2 separate regions of the Homo sapiens genome follow, and region 2 is linked to region 1. A link is a contact called in ENCODE Hi-C or POLR2A ChIA-PET data. All regions are on one chromosome and are shown on one strand. Each heading gives the region's core, a stretch centred on a gene start or an enhancer-like site at or near the end of the contact. The rest is flanking DNA. Distances are from core to core; before and after follow the strand shown.

Region 1 (2,510 bases), core at 6-2,505:
CTGAACTTCACATCTTGTAACGCCTACCCCTCGCCCGCAAAAGCCTATGGTTCAGCCAGACATTTTCCCCAGTCTTCGAACACACTGTTCTTGTCTTCCCACATCTTCATGCCTTAGCCCAATTCCTTGGCTTTTTCCCACCTAGTTTTCTGGTCCAACTTCTACCATCCTTTAAGATTCAGTTCAAATGTCACTTTCTTTCTTTTTTTTTTTTTTGAGATGGAATCTCGCTCTGTCGTCCAGGCTGGACTGCAGTGGTGCTATCTTGGCTCACTGCAACCTCTGCCTCCAGGCTTCAAGCGATTCTCCTGCCTCAGCCTCCCGAGCAGCTGGGATTACAGGCGCCCGGCATCACGCCTGGCTAATTTTTGTATTTTTAGTAGAGACGGGGTTTCACCACGGTCTCGAGCTCCTGACCTCAGGTGATCCGCCCACCTTGGCCACCCAAAGTGTTGGGATTACAGCAGTGAGCAACCGCGCCCGGCCTCAAATGTCACTTTCTCAGCAAACCCTTTCCTGGCGTGTTCCCTGCCTTCTCGTGTTCCTGGTGTATCCTGCCTGTTCCACAGTGGTCAATGGATTTGTGCTTACTCTAAGATCTCTCGCTATATTGTAACCATTACTTTCCATTTCTGCCTTCACACTCACCCACCTCCAGGACTGGATTAGGGGAACCGTGTCTTTCCCCTAGGGTCCATCATATTCATTCAATGGTTATGGTATACCTGTTTGAAGTATTTGGTATACATCTGTGAACCAAACATGAAATCGACCCTGCCCTCGGGAAGGCTCATCACCGAGCCTACTGATGAAGGAACAAATGAGATGGAAAGAAAATAGCATAAATGGAATTCACCTGAAAATATGCCACTCTAGAGGGAAACTGTTGACAGGTAGGGAAAGTAGGATGCCCCATGGATAAAGTGTCAACTCCGTCTTTATGACAGGCCAACTCAGCGGGTGCCCACCACGCTTGGCTCCAATTCAAAGAGCCACCATCTTTGGTCCCCACCTCAGTGGGTTCCCTTGTGGCCCGACGTCTCCCTGTGTCTTCATACCTAAACTCGGAGCGGGGCGCCAGGTAAGGATGAGTATTACAGTCCGAGAAGCGAACTTCCAAGTCACCTCCGCCCAGTCGCACCCAAGGTACGCCCCTCCCGCCTTCTGGGGGAACCAAGATGGCTCCCGGGGAGCCGTGGGCCAGGCCCCTAGAACTCACCTACTTTAAGTCCCCGCGCGCGCCACCAGTAACGGTCGCGACCCAGGTGGAGCGACTGCGTGTGCCGAAAAAGAGCTTATTTGCTGATTGGCTTCTGCCGCTGTCTTTCACAACCGCAGCCAGTCGAGCGGAGGCACACCCAAAGCCCCGCCCCCTTAGAGTTCAAATAGGTGGTGTCTCCCAGGCTGCTGAGATCAGTTAATGAGACGGTAATTGAAGGCCGCCGTGCGCCAACAGAATAATGCACGTCGATTGGGCAGCTCCAAGGGACAACCCACTACCGCTTGCCCGCCCACCACCCACTTCCCGCGCAGTTCCAAACCGCGACCAGAGAGTCTGGCGCCAGCTGCCGGCAACGGATAGAGGGGCTGTGTCATAGACGTCCGACGTGTCTGGTAAGGCCAGAGCGCCTTTCCTCGGTCCTCCTAGACATGGTGTCCGCTGACTCATGAGAAATGAAAGTGGGTTGCGCGTTGCAGTCGTGGCTGGAGGCTGCAGTTTGGAGAACAGCCCGTAGGCGTGGCAGTTCACTCCTGTTGCATTGGAATTTCATTTCCTTTTGATTTGGTTTGTAGTAGAAGTAATATCTTTCTTCCTGGGAATACGTCTCTGACGGACATTTTGAGGTCATTTTCTTAAATCCAAGATCCTAAAGATCTGTAGTCGAACAGAGAAAACTGGTTTGCTCTCTGTCTTAAAGGCTGTCCCCACCTTTCGAGGGGCGAGGGAAGGATCATAAAATCATTTATTTTTATTTTTTAATTAACTAATTTATCTATTTTTTGAGATGGAGTTTTGCTCTTGTTGCCCAGGCTGGAGTGCAATGGCGCGATCTCGACTCACCGCAACCTCTGCCTCCCAGGTTCAAGCGATTCTCCTGCCTCAACCTCCCAAGTAGCTGGGATTACAGGCATGCGCCACCACGCCCAGCTTATTTTTGTATTTTTAGTAGAGACGTGGTTTCTCCATGTTGGTCAGGCTGGTCTCGAACTTCTGACCTCAGGTGATCCGCCCGCCTCGGCCTCTCAAAGTGGTGGGATTACAGGCGTAAACCACCGCATGCGGCCATCTATATTTTATTTTTTGAGACGGACTTTCGCTCTTGTTGCCTAGGCTGGAGTGCAATGGCGCGATCTCGACTCACCGCAACCTCCGCCTTCTGGGTTCAAGCAATTCTCCTGTCTCAGCCTCCCGAGTAGCTGGGATTACAGGCATGCGCTACCACGCCCGGCTAATTTTGTATTTTTAGTAGAGACGGGGTTTCTCCATGTTGGTCAGTCTGGTCTCAAAC
Region 2 (2,510 bases), core at 8-2,507, 2.7 Mb after region 1:
CTATGTCTATGTATCGGGTGAGGGGTGGGAGGGTTGCTGGAGGGTGCTTTATTGGGTGGAGGGCACCATGTCCCAGGGCTATCAAATAAAGAATAGTTTGGTTTTTTTTTTAAATAAAGGTTTTATTAGCATTTGCCCAAGAAGGCAGATACTTTCATATCTGTAAAAGTGGGAGCTGTGATCTGTACCCTCTGCCAAACGTTTACGTGGGAGGCGGGAGCGGGGGCTGAGGGCTTCGTCTTTTCTCCCCTCTGCTATCACCGGTTCTGGACCTTGGCCTGGATCATCTTCCCCTCTGCTAATACCCCCTACCCCGTCCGTCACATCAGGGAGGTGTGCCCTCTAGCTATCCACGCCCCCTCCTTGGTCACTAGTTATAGGTAACTTTCACCCTTCCGCCGGCCACCCCAGCCCCAGGGAAGAACGTTCCTTTGGTGGGTGTCGGCAAATGGGGACCGGACCCCAGAGTCCAGAGGCGGGGCTAGCGCGCGCTCCCAAACTGTTGGCTCTTTCCTCCCGTCCCGCCCTTTCCCTGCCTTTCCGTTCGAACGGCTGGGGCTCTGCCCGCTCGCTGCCCATTGGCTGGCTCTCGGTGGCGTCACCGCCTTGGGTCCTCGCGCCCTTCGTCTGCGCCAGCCCTGGAAGCACGGGGCGGGACGTCCACGGGAAGCGGCGCGCACGCCCGCCGACTCCCTCGCGCCAACCGCCGACGGCCGCCGCCCGGTGAAGGAGGGGCTCAGTCCTCCCAGGTGCCGCGCGCAGGAGGGGACACGCGTGCGCAAAAGGGCGGTGGGTGGGGCGCGACTCGTCACGGGGAGGGCGGGGCGCGCGAGGGAGGAGGGCGTGGTGGGGGCATCGAGAAGGGTGAATGGAGGGCGGGGCTGTGAACTGGGGCCGGGGGGCGGGACTTGGAGTGACCATGGGGGGTGGGGCAGCTAACGGATGTGGCATGGGGCGGGGGACCAGGCCGGAGGCGGGCTGCCGGGAGGGGGGATTCCCTCGTGCCCCAAGGGCGAATCTCAGGTCGGAGGAAGGGGCTGAGGGGATTCCCTCTCCCACCGGGTCCGACTCTTCGCTCCCCAAGCCGCGGAGGGCCAGCCTCTTCTTCGGCGCCCTCCAGGCCTGTTGGAGGTGAGGGAGGTGGGGTGAGGTGGTGCCCGCCCCCCCCTCCGGCTCCTCCTTTCCCCCAGTCCTCCCCTCCCACCACCCTCCCCCCCAACCGGTCCGTCCCTCCCCTCCCTCCCTCCCCCCCGCCGCCTCCTCCTCCTGCCGCTGCCGCTGCTTTGGCTGCTGCGTCATACGCCCCAGAGCCGCCGGGACGGAGGGGCTGGGCCTGGGGACCCCCCGGCCTCCGCCTGCACGCCCCCCCACGCCCGGACGTGCCCTCTCCGCGCGGGGGACTCGCCTAGGTCTCCTACGTCTGCCCCTGCCCGGCTCCCGGCGGCCCCAGCTGTCACCGGTAAGGAGGCGGCAGGAGGCGCTGGTGGGGGGCAGGGAGCCGGGGGTCGGCGCGGGGCGCGGGCGGGAGAGCCTCGCCGCCTTGGCCTCGGGTCCGGGCTGGGCCGACACAAGTCCCTTCTCGGACTTGCCGTCCTGGGGAGTAGAGACCGGGACTGGGACACGCCCCCCTCCCGGGGCACTCAGAGAAGTTGTCTAACCCGGGGGCAGGGAGCCCCGAATTTGAGGGTGACCTGACATAACCTGGCACCAGGATGATTGTTCTTAATGAGACGCGCAGGCCTGGGGAGACAGCCGTTTCTGCTCTGGAAAACATCTCCAGAAAAGGTCCCAAAACACGTCTCTGGGCAACAGGACACCCTAATTATGATACCTCTAAACTGAGTAGCCTTTGCTTCTACAACCATAATTTCTCCTAAAATTTCAAGGCCAGTATATAATATCCCAGGAGAGCTCTGGAAGCTGGGAAACTAGCAACTAGGTTTGGGGTCGGGGGGAGGGCTGTTAGTTACCGAGAGGAGAGCCAGTCACTAGAGTTGGAAGAGGACTCAAAAAGCTGGTGATGGGTGCCCAGTGGTTTCCTATCAAGGTGTCTCAGGGATTTGGAGATGGGGGCACAGATACTTCATTCTTGATGGCAAAATAGGCAAAGAAAATGGGGAGGCTGGCCGGGCCCGGTGGCTCACGCCTGTAATCCCAGCACTTTGGGAAGCTGAGGTGGGTGGATCATGAGGTCAGGAGTTCGAGACCAGTTTGGCCAACATGGCCAACACCTCATCTCTACTAAAAATACAAAAATTAGCCAGGCATGGTGGCATGCGCCTGTAATCCCACCTACTTGGGAGACTGAGGCAGGAGAATTGCCTGAACCCGGGAGGTGGAGGTTGCAGTGAGCCAAGATTGTGCCACTGCACTCTGGCCTGGGCGACAGAGCAAAACTCCATCTCAGGAAAAAAAAAAAAAAAAGAAAAAGAAAATGGGGAAGGTTTCTCAGCATTCATAACCTTCTCCTCCCCATTTCTTTTCTGGCTAGGCCCCCCCAGGATGCAATG

The links. A loop is a pair of places that touch in the nucleus more often than their neighbours do. ChIA-PET counts read pairs that join two places held with the same protein, here RNA polymerase II (POLR2A). Pooled maps may share reads with other maps.
Region 2: a map of B cell shows a loop between it and region 1 (9-fold over the local background). The contact joins the promoter of PHF1 here to the promoter of MDC1 in region 1. A Hi-C loop is called at or near these places in 2 of 168 maps with a recorded cell type or tissue (B cell and heart left ventricle), 1 of 37 single-sample maps with no recorded cell type and 7 of 50 pooled maps. POLR2A ChIA-PET finds 5 or more read pairs at or near these places in 1 of 52 experiments (WTC11).

Annotation. Positions count from the first base shown.
Region 1 is chr6:30,716,026-30,718,535 of GRCh38, forward strand. MDC1 (mediator of DNA damage checkpoint 1) reads right to left here and starts at 1,256. Exons shown (of 15, transcript NM_014641.3): 1 at 1,220-1,256. RefSeq lists enhancers at 1-652, 1,401-2,148.
Region 2 is chr6:33,409,757-33,412,266 of GRCh38, forward strand. PHF1 (PHD finger protein 1) reads left to right here and starts at 1,258. Exons shown (of 15, transcript NM_024165.3): 1 at 1,258-1,459; 2 at 2,492-2,510. The coding sequence starts at 2,508. KIFC1 (kinesin family member C1) reads left to right here. Exons shown (of 11, transcript NM_002263.4): 11 at 1-140.